Linked DNA regions of Homo sapiens: region 1 is linked to region 2. Evidence: chromatin loops called from intact Hi-C (ENCODE). Cell type or tissue: mammary epithelial cell. All regions are shown on one strand. Links, peaks and the distances in the headings refer to the core of each region. The heading gives the core; the rest is flanking DNA.

Region 1 (7,973 bases), core at 1,642-5,641, 700 kb before region 2:
TGTCTTAGTTGGAATTACTGAATGTTTCAGAATCTGGATTCTTCCCCGTCCTTTGTGAGACTTATCCCTTGTTATTTCAAGTGGCAGATGTGGATTCATTTTCAGTGTTGTATAGTACCCCACAGGATGAAATCACCACAATATATGTGTGTGTTCTACTGTTGATGCACATTTGGGTTGCTTCCAGTTTGAGGCTAACATGAATAATGCTGTGGCTATGAATACTCTTACATGTATCTCTTCAATGGAACACATATGTACTCATTTTTTTTCAGATATATACCTCAGAAGGGGATCGCTGGATCACAGGGCCTACATGTACACAGCATTCGTAAGTACCACCACATAAGTTTTCAAAGTGGCTGTGCCAATTTTCACTCTCACTAGCAATATCTGAGAATTTGAGTGGAGTTCTAGCCATGCCCCGTGTTCACAAACACTTGTTTATTGATTTTTTTTTAAATTAAACATTGTACTCATTATGCAATAGTATGTAATTATACCCTCAATTTGCTTTTTCCTGATGACTAATGAGACGTGTCTTTTCATAAGTTTAAGAGACATTTAGAAGACTTCTTGTGCACTGTGACTAAAGTCTCATCCATTTTCAATTATTCTGTCCTCTTCTTATTGAAGTTAAAGAGTTATATATGAAACCTTTATCAAATATATGCATTTAAAATATCTTCTCTCACTCTGTGGCTTGCTTTTTTCCTCTCTTAATAGAATTATTTGATGAACAAAAGCATTTTACATTTATCTGCAATGTTCTTTTTTTTTAATTTTTTTTTTATACTTTAAGTTTTAGGGTACATGTGCACATTGTGCAGGTTAGTTACATATGTATACATGTGCCATGCTGGTGCGCTGCACCCACTAACTCGTCATCTAGCATTAGGTATATCTCCCAATGCTATCCCTCCCCCCTCCCCCCACCCCACCACAGTCCCCAGAGTGTGATATTCCCCTTCCTGTGTCCATGTGATCTCATTGTTCAATTCCCACCTATGAGTGAGAATATGCGGTGTTTGGTTTTTTGTTCTTGCGATAGTTTACTGAGAATGATGATTTCCAATTTCATCCATGTCCCTACAAAGGACATGAACTCATCATTTTTTATGGCTGCATAGTATTCCCAATGTTCTATCTATAAAATAAAGAGATCAATATGTTCTTGCCTTTTAACTCTCCATATATGACAGCAATTAATCTTCTAATCTATATAAAGGATTTTGAGATACTTTTAAGAGAAATGCTAAAAAATAAATGAAGATTCCCTTCACCTGAATCCTGTGCCTGATTCTGCCTTTCTGTGGCTTTTGGCTCTCTGTGGTCTCCATTTCGAATTCTGTCACCATATTTCCTGTGATGTCTCCATTGACTTACCCAGATGTTGTCTTTCCGTTGTCAATGTTTAAATAAATAAGGCTCAGATGGGCTATTTTTCTTTCCTAAAATAATGTAGAATGTGTTTAATGTGTAAGGTAGAGCAAGTGTTATTTTCTGCAATAGCTGCAGGATTCGGAACTACCTCAATTCTCCTTCCAGCACATCTTGTTGTTTGCCTTTTAAGTTATTTATTTACCTACATAAATCATAGCATAGGCATTATTTGTCTCTAGAGTAAGTTTTATCATAAACTCTTAAAAATGGATGTACCACAAGGACAATTTAATGTTTGTTTGGATTTTTTGCAGACTCTCAGCAGGTTCAAGAATCTGGAGGAATTTTTTTTAGAACTTCTCTGAGGTTAAAAGAGAAAGCAACTTTTATAGCTCTGCAAAATAGGATTCCCTGCCTACTGAGAAGCACTCTTAAAACCCTCCTGCAGTTTCCAGAAAACGCTTTATTTAGGTGCTCTTTGCATTTTGAATCCGTTCGTTCTTTGGGAGCATAATTTATTTGCAGAAAACGTATTTTTGCTTTACACTGTGTTTTATACATTGTGTTTTATCGCATTTTACAAGATGTTCTTATATAGACCTTTAATTTCATGCATTCTTATACAAATTAGTCAGTGCTTCTGTATGTGTATATTTTCCAGTTTTTCTTTGTCACGAAAATTCTGTGAAGAAAACTCAAACTTCTGGTGAAAGATATGTGGGTCATCGAGTAAAATGATGACCACGTACTTGACTTCTGTTTTCTAATTGTAGATATAAAAATATATGCAGATTGGGATGATGTTGTGTGGGAAATTTCAGAAATACATTGCTCGGGGGATTTGTCATTGCTTTTCCTTAAGGCTTTTTGTCGCTTGGATGGAAAACCATCCCCTCACTGTTGACATATCCTAAGTTGAGTCCTGATGGGGTTTCTGGAAGCTTCATCAAAAGTTGCAGTTCAAACAATAGAAGCAAAGCGTTACCATTGGTTTCCTCTGAGCAGGATGGAGAGATTCAAAGGACAACATTGATCTTTTGCTTCATATAATTCCCCAGGTTTATTTTTTCTGTGGCGAGTAAAATCCTATTTCATTTTTTAAAAATACAAAAAAGACATAGTAATTCCTTGTAATTATGTAAGAAACCTTGTGCTCCTTGAGCTGTTGGTGGTATTGTAAGTACTTAACACTCTTCAGATTCGGGAGTTATGCTAAGAAGCTATTGGAACTGCATATTTGAAGTGCAATCAAAATACGACCATGACAGTAAGCACACGAAAACTCCACTGAGCACTTCTTTCCATACTGGAAGTTGTTATGAAGTGGCTCTAAGGGTACTGGAAACAGTTATGGAGCTCTCTCAGGATGGCATCGGCCAAGTAGGCCCATGAGAGAGAGGTGACTTTGTGGCTGCAGGATAAACTTCAGTCTTTCCAGTTGAAAGCTAAGGATGTGCTTTCTTCATAGGAGTCGTTGCTATTCTAGAGGAAGGGAAACCTGTCACGTGGGACAAGGCATAGGTGCCGCCCAAAGCGATGAACACGTGGACAGCTCATGGCTGTATCCTACCTGAAAGCATCTCTAGGGATGGCACCCTCTGTCCTCCATGGTCGGGGTGATGACCCAATAGGGTGCTGGCCATGGAGCAGGCTCCACACACACCGTTGACCGGATTTAATAGCATGTCCCCATCAGCACAGCAGCTCTAAGCCAGGCCTTAGGGATCACTGGCAAGTTGATGTAGCAGAGCAACCATGGCCAGTTTATTCTGATGGGGAGGGACGGGACTTCTCACAAAGCTACTTCCTTTTAGTGTCCAAAAGGAGACACAGCTAACTGGATAGGACAAGTCAGTTTTTTTCTGGCATTTCCATGTGACGTTTCCATGTGTCTCTTTGGGCCTGGCTTGAAAAGGCCACTCTCTGCTCACATGAGCCCCGGAGAGACAGAAGACCATCCACCCCGATCCAGGAGCCCCCCGCTCTCACTCAGCGCCCAGCCAGGAGCCCCCCGCTCTCACTCAGCACCCAACCTCACTTGCCTTGCTCAGAACTGACAGGCAGAGCTGACAACGGAAGCTTTGGATTTGGGCCTAGAAGCTGGAATCTGTGTGTAACAAATACACACACACAAACACACACACACACACACACACACACACACACACAACCTTTTCACTTTCACCCCCTCATTCTTGTCAGTGAGAGGCTGGTTTCAAGCCTCGCTGACACACAGCAAAGGTCAGCTCTTGGATAAAAGAGAGGCTCGAATCCCAGCTCTGTCTGCCTGCCAGAAGCTTCTCAACAGTTTTCTCCTCCGAACTGCTGAGAAAGTGACAACCTAGGCTGGTGCTGAAACCCGGGTGATGTTGCATTGAGACACGGTGTAGAGTTCCCTGCGGGGCAGAGAGCTCACCTCCCGGGAGGGGCCAATCCCCCAAGAAGAGCGTCCTCCATGCCTGGGCCCAGGGGATCCACAGCGGCTTGAGCACTGGAGAGAGAGAAATATTTTTCCTCCTTCATATATCAGAGACTTTGGGGCCTTCATAAATAAAGCTCTCTTAAACTCTCTAACACTTCATAATACATAAATCACTCATTGATACAGTTGTGAGTCATTAAAAAAAAAAAAAAAAGGCAGCCATTGTGATGAATTTCCACGATCTGGACTGTAGGGGGTGCAGGAGCTCCACTTCAGCCCCGGCTGGCGGTCTCCGTGGGTCAGACCCCACATTGAATAGGCCTTTATCAGCACAACAGAGCTAGCTTTTCTATGGATCCAGCCCTATAAGAAAGGATCAAATCAGCATGCGTTTTGACAGTGTAAGCTGCAATCTTAAACTCAAAGCTGTGAGTGAGAGCTCAGTTGCCTGCAAGAATTCCCCTCTGCCAAATCTGTGGGATCAGTTCAGTTGATTACAAGAAGACTTCCTTACCCTAGACATGAATGCACAAACTGGCTGCTTTTGTGAAAGGAGACATCGCAGAAAAAACACAGCAGAGAGGCTCTCTTTGTAAAAGAGAGAGATGATAAAAGGTTCTTGGGCATGGATGAGTGCCGCGATCTTAATTAGGTCTGAGAGAGGGGCTAAATTTTTTTTGAGCTCCTGTTTAACATTTTTAAGCCAGGTTGTCTACACCCAGAACCTTCCAGAAGGTCCATGATCAACCTTAATCTTTGCTGGCCAACTCAGATTGTGCAGCTCCATCGTGAGAACTCATCCCTACTTGCCACGGGGAAGTCTCTGAGCAACCTGGACAAAAAGATGGAAGAGCAGAGGGTGGGTTCCTGAACTCACCTATGCCTGAAATAAAGTGGACGTGGGCCTACGTGAGCCTTGGGGAAGTCTGCAGTGGGGGGAGTTTACGTCCAGGAATTGGAAGGTAGGATGGTGGTGCATTTGTGATCTCTGCATAAAAGGTCGCTGATTGCGTGAAACATTTCAGCTCCTATGCAACCCTCTCTTCAGAGATGGCTACTCAGCACATTTGAAGAGCTCGGGCTCCGATGAGTGCTTAAGTCCTCAGAGCACTTAAGAAAATGAAGAAAGGCTTTATCCACTCTTCAGTCTTAAATAATGAGTCAGAAGGGATTATGGTCAAAAAAGAGTGAACGCAAGTGGCAAATTCGTTTGTGGTGACAGAAATAAGAACTTAAGCAAAGATTCTTAACTTATGCTTCTATCAGATTATCAAACTAACTGTGTTTTTAATGAAAAAAAAAAACTGTTCAAAAACGGTCTTTCCACATAGGATAATTGGGGCAGGGGGTTCTGACAGTTGAGAAAATGGGTGTAAATCAGTGTAACTAATATTCAAAGTAGAGCCAGGTGATGATGATATTTCTTCAGCACCAAAGAGGAAGTGCTAGGCTTCTTAGGGATGGGGGCTTTGCTATGAGGGATCGTGTAAAGAGCATACAACAGATTTCTACTCTCACAGATTGTCCTGTATAATCTTCATGGCAAGACCTGTCAATGAAGCTAAGAAAAGACAGTAATAAGAACGCCTTTACCTTCTTCTTATCGTGTCTTTCTCATATGCCTTTGAACATACACTGAAAGAGAGGAAAGCCAAAAATCATTAGAAGGTTTTAGTTTTTGGTCCTGTAGTGACATTTTCCCTCCAGTTTACCATAATAAGATCAGTAACTTCTCACTCAGACATCCAGATTCAATTGAGAGAACCATGACCCCGGACATGTTCTAGATACATAAGACTTCATGGGTACATTCCAATATTTTTAGGGTTCACAATTGTATGTTTTATGGGTGCTAACAGGCAGAAATGGGATTCTCTGCCCAGTGGTCCAGCTCCATCATAGAAAAATGACCCCTTAACTGTGTCCAATCAACAAATTGACACAGAATGAAATGCCTGCACCTGGGAAATTTCCTTTATACTTTTCATAATCTACAGAATCATTGATTCTAAAGGGACTCTCTACATCATGCTGACATTCTTTTCTCAACCTAATGGTTTGTTTTATTATCTGAGAGTTGTCTCAATTGAACACTGTTATTTTAACCCATTCGTGGCCTCTGGGTCCGTCACTGAGTTAGACTTCATCTACCCAGTTGGTAATCAGTGGGTCTGGATCAAGATTTGTTTCTGTCCCTGGGCAAAAGGTGGATGTGAAGCTCTGGCAATCACTGGTCTAGGGGTAGACAGGTGAAGCCAATCCTATCCTGGACAAAGAGAAAAGTACTCATCCTCCTGCTCCTCTATCATGATTCTGGCCACTTTTAAACCCAGAATTCAAATGTAGTTCTATTCCTTTTTGAAGCTGTAAGCCAAGGTGACTTATATTGGGTTGTTTAGAACAGCCCAGTTGGTTCTATTGATTTCCATAGAACAAATTGGTTCTATGGAAATCAATTTTTATATACTTTATACATAAACAGTTCTTTGAAATTTGTTTGCATTCCTGTAAAACTTTTTATACCTTAGGTAACCTAAAGATCCAAAGGTTCTATTCCTATTTCCAAGTGCTGTGACTCCAGTAAGGTGATATGTGTGCTTTTGTTTTCTAAAGTCTTTCAAGATTGAATTGTTATTTTAAACTTCTTTTCTGTATTTCACCTAGTCTGTAAAGAAGAATGTTAATTAAATCAACAAAGGGGGTATTTTGGTAAAGCATTAATAGAAATGTAGTTTCTATTGATTTCTAATATTATTCTAATAAGTTTTAATTGAAATGCGAGTTCACATGCTGCTGGCCATATACCATGACTTAGACAGTAAGATAGTGAACATTTGTAAGATTTACCAATCATTACACTATCCACTGGACATATAATTCGTGAGGTCTAAGCCTCATATGCATTCTTTAAAAGCAGCTGTTCCTATTCTCCTTGAAAAGCAGTTCATAAAAGTTTGCAAATATTTTGCCACTATTTTGCAAATATTTTGCAGAGAGTTTGCAAAAATTACTTGCAACTATTTTGGAACATAGGAGGAGGATAGAGCAGAGGGCAAAAGAGGAGAGAGTCAGTGAGTAAGACAAAGAGGAGGAGGAAGACAATGGGAAAAAGAAACAGCTGCAGCTCAGAGACAGGGTGAAGTAGAAGAAAACATAGAGAATGCAATAATCCTCACGCTGCAAGCATTCTTTTTCAGACCGTTGTTAACTCAAATTATATAGAGTATACTACTGTTATTTTTAATGAGGAGAGAGGTAGACATTTTATCACTGTGAGTGAAAACAAACCAATGGAAACACCTGGAATCTATTGGCAGGTGTGTGTGCTTGGTGGAAATTAACAGAAAAGACTCAGTGTCACCAGTGGCCGATCCACCTTGGAGGTGAACCTGTGAGAATGCTGTGGAATTGCGTGTGCATCTCAAACATGCTGGCCTGAAAGAAACGAATGGAAAAGACCTCCCTATGTGATCTACAGCATGGGGCCAAGATAGGGTGGATGCACACAGGACACAGCATCTCATCAGCTTTCAGTAAGGCCCACGTAGAAATTAACAAACCCAGGACTGGGAGAAAGATCTGAATGTCTGCATTTTCAGGTTTGTTTCTCTTGATGGTTCCTGGAGTATTATGCTGCCCTGACTGAGCAGCCTGCCTGAATACTGTTCTAGTTTCTGGAACTGTTCTAAGGAAGTGCCACACACTGGGTACAATTGAACAATTGGAATGTACTCTCTTGCTCTTCTGAAGGCTGAAGCCCAACATCAAAGTGTCAGTAGGGCCTTGCTGCCTCTGAAGGCTCTGGAGGAGAGCCTGTCTGACACCTCTTCCTTAGCTTCTGGTGGCTACTGACAGTTCCTGCATTGTTTGACTTGAGGATGCATCACTACAATCTCTACCTCATCTTTCCGTGGTACACTTCCCTTGTGTCTGATCTTGCTCGGAAGTGGACCTGCGAGGATGCACGTCTGTGTCTCTTTCCTTTTCTTATAAGGATCCCACTCATAATTGGATTAGGGCCCATCCTAATGTCCTCATCTCAGCTTGATTACATCTGCAAAGATCCTGTTTCCAAATATGTTTAAATTCACAGGAACTTGGGATTATGAAATCAACATATATTTTGAGGGGACACAATTCAATCCAGAACACGTACCTCCTGACTTCA
Region 2 (7,973 bases), core at 2,586-6,585:
CTCCCGTGGCCAGAAAGATGTAAACAAATAGTGCCCAAAGGACAAAAATGCCTTCAGTGCTCCATCACAAATTCATTTTAGCTTTTCACTGGAGAAAAATAATTCTGAGGCTGGCGATCTGATTTCCTTGTATGGAAAACCTAGCTCTCAGGAAGGTGCACAGACCTTTCATGACTCTAGGCCACGCAGCTCAGTAGCCAGGACTCCCAAGGATGAGCACGTGCTGGCCGAGCCACCTCAGCAGCAGTTCTTGTGGGGGTGGGGGGGGTTCCCAAATGTCTTGCATTGACAAAAAAATCAGGAAAGGGTGGAAATAGGGGTGTGCAAAGCAGCAGGCGCCAGCACAGACCATCCAATTTGATTCAGGGAAATAAAGAGCTGAGCTTGCCCAGGGGCAGAGAACTCTACCTGGCCCACCTGAATCCAACCTGCTGTTTCCAGCGTCACCCAGAAGGCATCTCCCAGCACACTGGTTGCTGGAGCAGCATGTCTCTGTGGCTGGGAACACAATTCCTCACCAGAGGCGAAGGGCGTAGCTGGTCAAGTCTCTCTAGAGACACGATTTGGCTAAGGACACAAGATCCATTTGGGCCCAGCAGTCAAAGTAGGCTCTAGGGCCCCATTGCAGAACCTCTGGAATGATGAGCCCAGGGCTCTGATGATCCATGAAGGACTAGGGCCGAGGGCAGATGAGAAACACCTCTCTGATTTAGCAAGGAAGGCACTGGACAGTAAGAGCACCCCACGTAGAGCCCAGTGCCCACTCCCTCCAAATGCCAGTAGCCTAACCTGCAGGCCCGGCACTCCCCCAAAACACACAAAAAGAACCAGTGGGTGCAGCCTTGGAACACAAATTGGTTCCCATCACTACAAATGCAGGCTCGTGCCCACGGAGCCCCAAGGCCCAGCGCCCCCAGAGTTGCCCCCACACCCCAGGAGCGAGATGGGCGCTGCTCAAGGCCGCATTCCGCTTTCGGACCATAGAGGGCGCCTGGAGCACGTCCATTCCGACTGCGGAGCTGCTCCCCGGGGCCCGGCCCGAGTCCGTCCGCCCGCGGTCCACTCCACTCCGCTCCGGCCCGGCTCCTCCCTGCCTCATCCCACCCCGCCCACTCCCCGCTCCCCGACGCGCCCCCGGTGTCCTCGGCCCACTTGCCCTACGCGGCGCCCTTCGAGCCTCCTCTTCGCCGCTTTTCCTCCCGCCTCGGGGCAGGGAGAGGACCTTCCCCTCTACAGGGACCAGGAACGGGGTGGAGGGCTGTAGAAGGATGCGGGCGTCGGGAGCGGGTAGGAGCCGTGGACTGGCACCTCCTAGTCCTAACGCGAGCCTCCCTCTTTCCTGGAACCTCTGAAAAGACACCAGCGCCCCGACTTTCCCCCTCGCTTCGGCCATGCACGGAGTCCCCACGCGCAGCACTGGCGCCAGTGGGTCTCGAGCAAGCCGGGAAGGGCGGGTCACAGGCTGGGGGTGCGAGCGGAGGACGGCCGCTCTGACCTCGGGACTCGGCTCTGACTTCGGGACTCGGCCCTGTCCCCACTAGACCGTTTTTCCCGGCAGCCCACATCCTCGCTGGCAGTTTTGGAAATGTTTGCTGGCTCAGTTTTCACGCATTCAACGCTGAGTCGCCTGCGCCCTGAAGGCCCCGCGCCGGGTCCGCAAAGCCTCCTGAAGGTGCCTGCTGCGGCGCGTGGCGCGCGTCCCGCTCCGAACCCACTGATGCTGATGTCCCGGATCCGCAGCGATGTCCAGGCTCCTAGGCCTTTCCCCACTCGCGCGCGCCCGAGGCCAGCCCCGCTGCGAGTGTTTCCCAACATCGCTGCTCCCAGCTGCCTCCCCGCTGCCCGGCCGCGGCCATCTAAGGGCAATTTGCTCTGGACTCCCGCGGTGCGCGCGCCTGAGGGCAAAGGACGCAGTCCGTGGAGCCCAAGTGTAAAGGGGCTTCCCTGGGAGACCAAAGCCACCTCCTCTTTCTCGCTTCCCACCACAGCCTCAGCCCCTCGTTCACACCTCACACCGCAGAGAAGCCCCGCACCGCATCCCGGCTGGCCCATCTGTGGAGTTTTAAAGAGCCTTCCAATTTCTTCCCGTGTTTGATTTAACCGAATCACTAAAAATACATGCAAAGCGATACTCCATTATTTTCACACTCAACTCAGAAAACGACCAGGCGCCACGATGCGCCGTTGAGACAACTAGTTGTAAACTGGTTTCTAATCCGAAGTTCTCCTCTGGGGTCGCAATAAAAATTCTTTTTCCTCTGTTTTTACCGACGTTATAAAATCGTTTTGTAAAACTGCCTCAAATTGAACTTATTTATGTCCTGAGAAAATTATGTCTCAGAAAAATGTTCGTGAAAGCAATTGAACTGCCAGCAAGAAACTGCCACAGTGACAATATTTAAAAATTCAACAACAACCACAAACAACGAAGAGATGTTTAAAGCACCTGCGTCTTGGGTGGCAACAGTCTCTAAAGGCCCCCATTGAGAAGCCCATCTCCCCCAGCCACAGACCCTTGGGTCCCACCCAGGGTTCCAGGATCCCTGTATCCCCCACTTCTCTCTCTCTGTCTCTGTTTCTGCCACACAGACACTCACACACACACATTCACACACAAACACACACTCACACACACGCTGGACAGGCACACAGCAGCAGGAGCGGGGAGGGGGTGTCATTTCATTTAGTTTATTAGACAAAAATATATGATTTAGACAAGTTCGCTGACGCGCTATTTACAATCTGAAACCACTCTATATACAGAAAAGGGGGGAAAGAGACACAAGCACGTGGGGGCATTTACCGAACCCGATAATCGCAGCCACTGGAGCCGCCGGCAGAGGCCTGGCCACCTGGACGCGAGCTCGGGACCGAAGAAGCCCCTTTCTGCAGAAAGCGACGGATGCGAGTCCTTGACGTCGTTGTCATATTTGTCCTTTACACCAGTCTGAAATATTTGTCTTAATTCCTCCCACATTCCCTCCCTCCCCAACTCCTCCCCCCTCCCCCCCGCAAAAGTAAAAGAAGACCCTTAATCAGGCGGACGGGAGGGCTGCTAGGATCCGCGGCGTTCCCTCCTGCGGGGCCAGAGAGCTGCATGGGAAACACAGCGAGACAAGAAGACAGGGGCACTGTGAGTGGGGGACGCAGCGCCGGGCGACGCCGGTTCCAGTAGCGGAGCCCTGGGGGCGGGGTCGACAGCCAGCGCGGCTCCCGGCTGGGGAGAAACTCCAGTCTCCTCGGCTCGCCCGGCGCCCAGGGCTGGCGGGGAGCGCTCCTTCAACTAGGACTGCGCGACCCCCACCGCCACCCAGCCAGCTCCGCCCGGGTCCCGACCACTCCTCCTCCCCCCTCCCCACCGCCTTCTCCCATAGCAAAAGCAAACAGCACTCACTTGTCGCGTACCGGCTGGAAGGGCGACTTTAACTGCTGTGCCGGCGAATCTGGCCTGGGGACGAGGTCTCTCTCTGCGAGAGATCGGAAGAGGCAGAGTTAGGACGGAGAGACGGGCGGGAGAGGTCCCAGGCCTCCTTCCCACCAACTTCTGCCGGCTGCCCAGGCAGATTCGCCGAAAAACGTCACCCCTCACCCCACCACCACCCCGTAGCAGGCCCGCCGGTAGGGCAAAGCTCTCTTGGGAGAGCCCTAGGGCCTTGTCTGGCTTTCTAAATTGAAGCAGGGATTAAGCGCAGCCCCAGGGCTCAGCGGCCACTGCCTGGTACCCTCCCGGCTCATGCTGCACCCCACGCTACCACACCTAGCCAGGCCTCTGCATTCCCAGCTAGGGGACAGGTGGACGCGGCCTGGAGCTGTACCTGGGAGCGTGGGGCTGCTGCGGACCGAGGCCTTGTCTCCATTGAGTGCCCCCGGGGCAATAGCGACCGGCGGCTGCGGTGGTGGAGGTGCAGGAAGGTGAGGGCCATGGGGCGCGGCGTGGGGAGCGCCAACGCCCAGGAAGGAGCGCATGTTGAGCAGGGAGCCCTGTGCGAGGAATGCGCTGTTGGTCCAGTTGGAGAACTTGCCGATGTGGCAGGTGTACAGTCCGTGGCTAGGCAGGAAGGCGGGGTGTTGCAGCGGCGCCCCGGCGGAGGGCCCGTGCGCGCCGGGGTGGCCCGCGGGTGGTGGTGGCGAAGCCTTGGGCGCACCGTCGGGGCTCGTGGCTGTCTCCGCCAGCGACCAGATCTTGGGCTTGCCGTGCGGCGCACCCTGCAGGCCGCCCGCTGCAGCGCCGGGGCTCAGCAGGCGCGTGCTGCCCGGCTCTGGGGCCTCCTTTGCCAGGCCCAAGGGCGAGTCCTGGGGCTTGAGAACGTCGGCTGCTGCCAGCGGCGAGCCTTGGTCCCGGGCAAGAGCAGAAGGGGCTGCGGGCGCGTGCGGAGCCTCGGCCTTGTCCTCGTCATCCTCGTTGCTCTGGTCGCCATCGTGCTCGTCGATCTTGTCAATGTCGATGCTTTCCAGGTCGATCTCCTCGTCGTCCTCGGCCTTCTCCGGGTCGCCCTCGGTGTCGCTGCCGAAGAGCGCTCCATCTTCCTGGTCCTTGCTGCGCGCTCCCCATGTCACCTTGTTCTCCTTCTTGAGGCGCCGGCGCGCGTTGGCGAACCAGGTGGAGACCTGCGTGAGGGTCATCTTGGTGATGATGGCCAGCATGATCTTCTCGCCCTTGGTGGGGTAGGGATTCTTGCGGTGCTCGTTGAGCCAGGCCTTGAGCGTGCTGGTGCTCTCGCGGGTGGCGTTCTTGGGCCGCCCGGGGTCCCCGTATTGGAACTGGCCGTAGGGGTAATAAGCCGGCGCCGTGTGGGCTGCGAAGGTGGCGGGGTGCACCCCAGGGTTGTCCTTCAGTTCATACTGCGAGCCCTGAAGCCACAGGGCAGATCCATCGAGGAGAGAGAGGAGGGAAGTGGAGAGAGAAAGGGAGAGAGAGAGAGAGACATGAGTCCCCAAGACGGGAGAGTGGGAAGCAGCCGCTTCAATGGACTCGAGGGCCTCCCAGGCGCTTTGCGGGGCTCTCCTGTGCTGGGCAGATCAGGAAGTCACCCCCAGTTCACTGCTGGGGAGAAGGGGAGCCAGGACCATGAGCTGACTTCAGGAACTGCCCTTTCACCGACAGTGGAGATCGTTTTTGCCACTCTAGAAAAGTTCCACAAACAGTGCACTCTCCAGAAGAGCACAACAGAGGCCGCGGCCCCTGCAAGTTCCCTAGGCGACCCCTGTCCCCACCACCAACCGCTGGAGAAACCTGCATTTCCAAGTTTATCTTTCACTAGCTAGAGGGAAAAACCTTTCAACTGAGCTGATAAAGCCATTTCTCCAAACGTAAAGGGCCCAGAGCCCAAGCCTCCTCTCTGCCACCCAGAGGGGGCTCAATCAAAATAAACCATCCCGGGTTTTCTACCGGTCTAAATCCGCCAGCAATTTAAAACGAAAGCACAGTCCTTTGCCTTCCAAATTAATCTGCATATAATGGTTTACCCACATTAAAAGGTCTTTAGAGGTGACAGGTAATTTAAAATTTTAATCCCGGCCATCATCGACAACAATAACAAAAACACCATTTTTTTTTTTAATACAAAAGGAAGGCTTAGCCTGTAAAATATTAACGCAAGGGCTGGGAGCCACCGGCGGCCAGGAGGGGAACCGGTTCAGTATCCTAGGCCTCTTCTCAGTTACTTCATCTCTTAAGTTTGACTTTGATCTGGAGGGAGCAAACACTAGCTGTTTGCAGGCATTTAGAGGCGCTGATTTATTTGCAATCGATATTCTTTTTATAATCAGTAGTAAAACACAGCAAGTCAAATTATCCCATCAGGTTTTTTGGTAAATAACATTTTATCTTTCTAACAACCTCATTAGGCCTCATTATTACCATAAATTGCGCAGACAGACATTCAAATACAATTTTATCTTTTGACTTCCAAACACCCAATTATAATGGCTTGGAAACCTAGGCCTAGAATCAGGGTTTGGGTTTGAGTTTACTCTCTCAGAACCAGTGGGAGAGCTGGAGAAACACACACCTTTTGGGTGGGAATAATTTTTACATATTATCCCTCTAGGTGGGAAAAACAACTCAGAACAGCAAACATCTCCCTTCCCCAGCTCTCCACAAAGGGTGCAGGTCCTCACACTGAAGCTCTCTCCCTCCCCCGCAAACACAGGCAGGGTTCCCAAATGGCACACAACTGCATTCGCAATTTCTGTAAAAAATATTCATCCTCTGAAAAAATGGTCTAGTTGCAATGTTAGCAAAGGGAGTTCCGGACTCTGAGAAAGTTGTAAAGACCAGAAGATTTCTTGGACTAATTAGTTTGGTGACTGAGGCCGCAGAGAAAACATTTCTGCGGCTAGATTTCGTTTTTGCCCAATCGTTCCAAAATGTACTTTGCGCTTTTCTAATTATTTTGGTTGTAATTGTAAAGAAGACGTTTCAGCCTCGTCTCCACTGGGAATTCTTTTTGAAAGGACACCTTGTAAATCTCTCATCGCGTCCCGGCCTCCCCGCCGCCTGAACAAAATGGGGGCTGATCTTTTTCGATAGTAAGAGACCTGAAAGGCAGCCGGGCCGCTTTCTTTCAAAACTACAAGAAAAGTTACAGGGAAACCCGCTCTTTGCTTGTGCACACTTGAGGGGCGTTTACTCCCCGCTTCTCCTGCGGGGAGCGGGGAGATATCGCGGGTGCTTGGAAATTGCTTTATCCCGCGGGCAGCGACCCAGGAGGGGGCTGCCTCCCAGGGCCCCGCGCCCGCCGCACAATTCACCAGCCGTCCGAAGTTTAAGCACCGACCTTGCAGTCAGACCAAGGAAAATGGATGATTTGGACCGGCAGACAGGCCAATGCCCCCGCGGAGAATTAAGTGTGCAGCCGCCTGCCCCGACATCTAACGCCCACTGGGACGGGAGACTAAGAGGACACCATTTGTTTTAAGCCAAGGGACACTGTTTTCTTTAATCCTCCATTATGTAACGCAGGAAGAAAAGTGCTTTTCTTTCTGTGCAAATGAAATGAAAACTTGGGCAACTTACAAAAGTAAAATCAAACACCGTTTCAGACACCAGCACATTACTGCAACTTAATTTTTGTTTAATCTCAAATTCGCACTCACGCCGTGGAGAGACCTCTCCATCCCTTTGGACCTCTATTGTTAAGATTATTTTGATTGACTCTACCAGGCTTAGAAGGGGTCTGTCTGGCAAACTCGGATACAACTATCTCGGAGCTGCTAAAGAGGGAGAAAACCAAGTTTTCCAGACTCGGTTCGAAAACTAAAGAGGCCGCGCGAGTGGAACCCGCGGCCAGGAAGGGAAGTCCTGCTACGCTACGCCGGGCCGACCTGCAGGAACCCCGTGGGCCTGCCCGGGCGCCCTGGCCGAGCCAGGCGAGTTTGCCCCCGACCTCCAGCGCGGGCACCGCTCCACGGGCCTGCTTCTGCGGCCTCTCTGAATTCACTCGCTACCCGCTCCCTGGCCCGGGCCTTCCGCTTTCCCAGGCCGAGATGGCCCAGCCGTCACCCGCCCGGCCTCCCAGCCCTCTTGCGTCCCCGGGGGCCGCGGCCTCGGCCACCGGGAACCTGCCCCCGGACCTTTCTAGTTCCTCTTCCGGACCAGGTCCACCCGTAGTCTCTCCCTCCCGGGCGACCCGCCACCCTTGCCCTGGCGCGGGTGAGACAGAGGAGAAGCGGGGGAGGCCGGGCGCACTCACCATCTGCGAGAAGAGGCTGAGATCCGCGGCGTAGGGCAGGAAGGCGCTGTAGTTGGGCGCGCCCGCGTACGGCCCCGCCGCCGCGTACATGCCCAGCACCGAGGTGACTGCAGCCGCGCCTGCCCCGCCGCCCAGCTCCGCGGCCCCCGGTCGGCCCGACGAGGCGGCGGCAGCCGCCGCAGCGGCCGCGGCCAGCACCCCCGGGCGCTCGCCGCCGTAGGCGCCCGGCCCCGCGGCGCTCAGGTACTGCGGGTAGCCCAGCTGCGGGAAGGACATGTC

What was found. Peaks named below come from ENCODE experiments on the same cell type or tissue, not always from the same donor. Only the 100,000 strongest peaks of a DNase experiment are listed, where the experiment ranks them.
Region 1: it touches region 2 in a loop (12-fold over the local background); 3 of 110 quality-filtered maps call a loop at or near these places.

What each region holds. Positions count from the first base shown.
Region 1 is chr5:4,291,977-4,299,949 of GRCh38, reverse strand. No RefSeq gene overlaps it. Among named protein-coding and RNA genes, the nearest start is that of LINC02063, 160 kb to the right of the region's middle. In mammary epithelial cell, for the core only: a CTCF peak has its summit at 4,057 (motif pointing right); no DNase peak of the experiment used is centred there.
Region 2 is chr5:3,596,103-3,604,075 of GRCh38, reverse strand. It overlaps IRX1 (iroquois homeobox 1), which reads right to left. Exons shown (of 4, transcript NM_024337.4): 1 at 7,695-7,973; 2 at 3,816-4,851; 3 at 3,395-3,467; 4 at 2,673-3,093. The coding sequence starts at 7,970. The coding sequence ends at 3,036. Among named protein-coding and RNA genes, the nearest start is that of IRX1, 4.3 kb to the right of the region's middle. RefSeq lists enhancers at 2,733-3,393, 4,057-4,718, 4,719-5,381. In mammary epithelial cell, for the core only: a CTCF peak has its summit at 4,218 (motif pointing left); DNase peaks (open chromatin) are centred at 4,325 and 4,915; H3K4me3 peaks cover 3,946 bases; H3K27ac peaks cover 4,000 bases.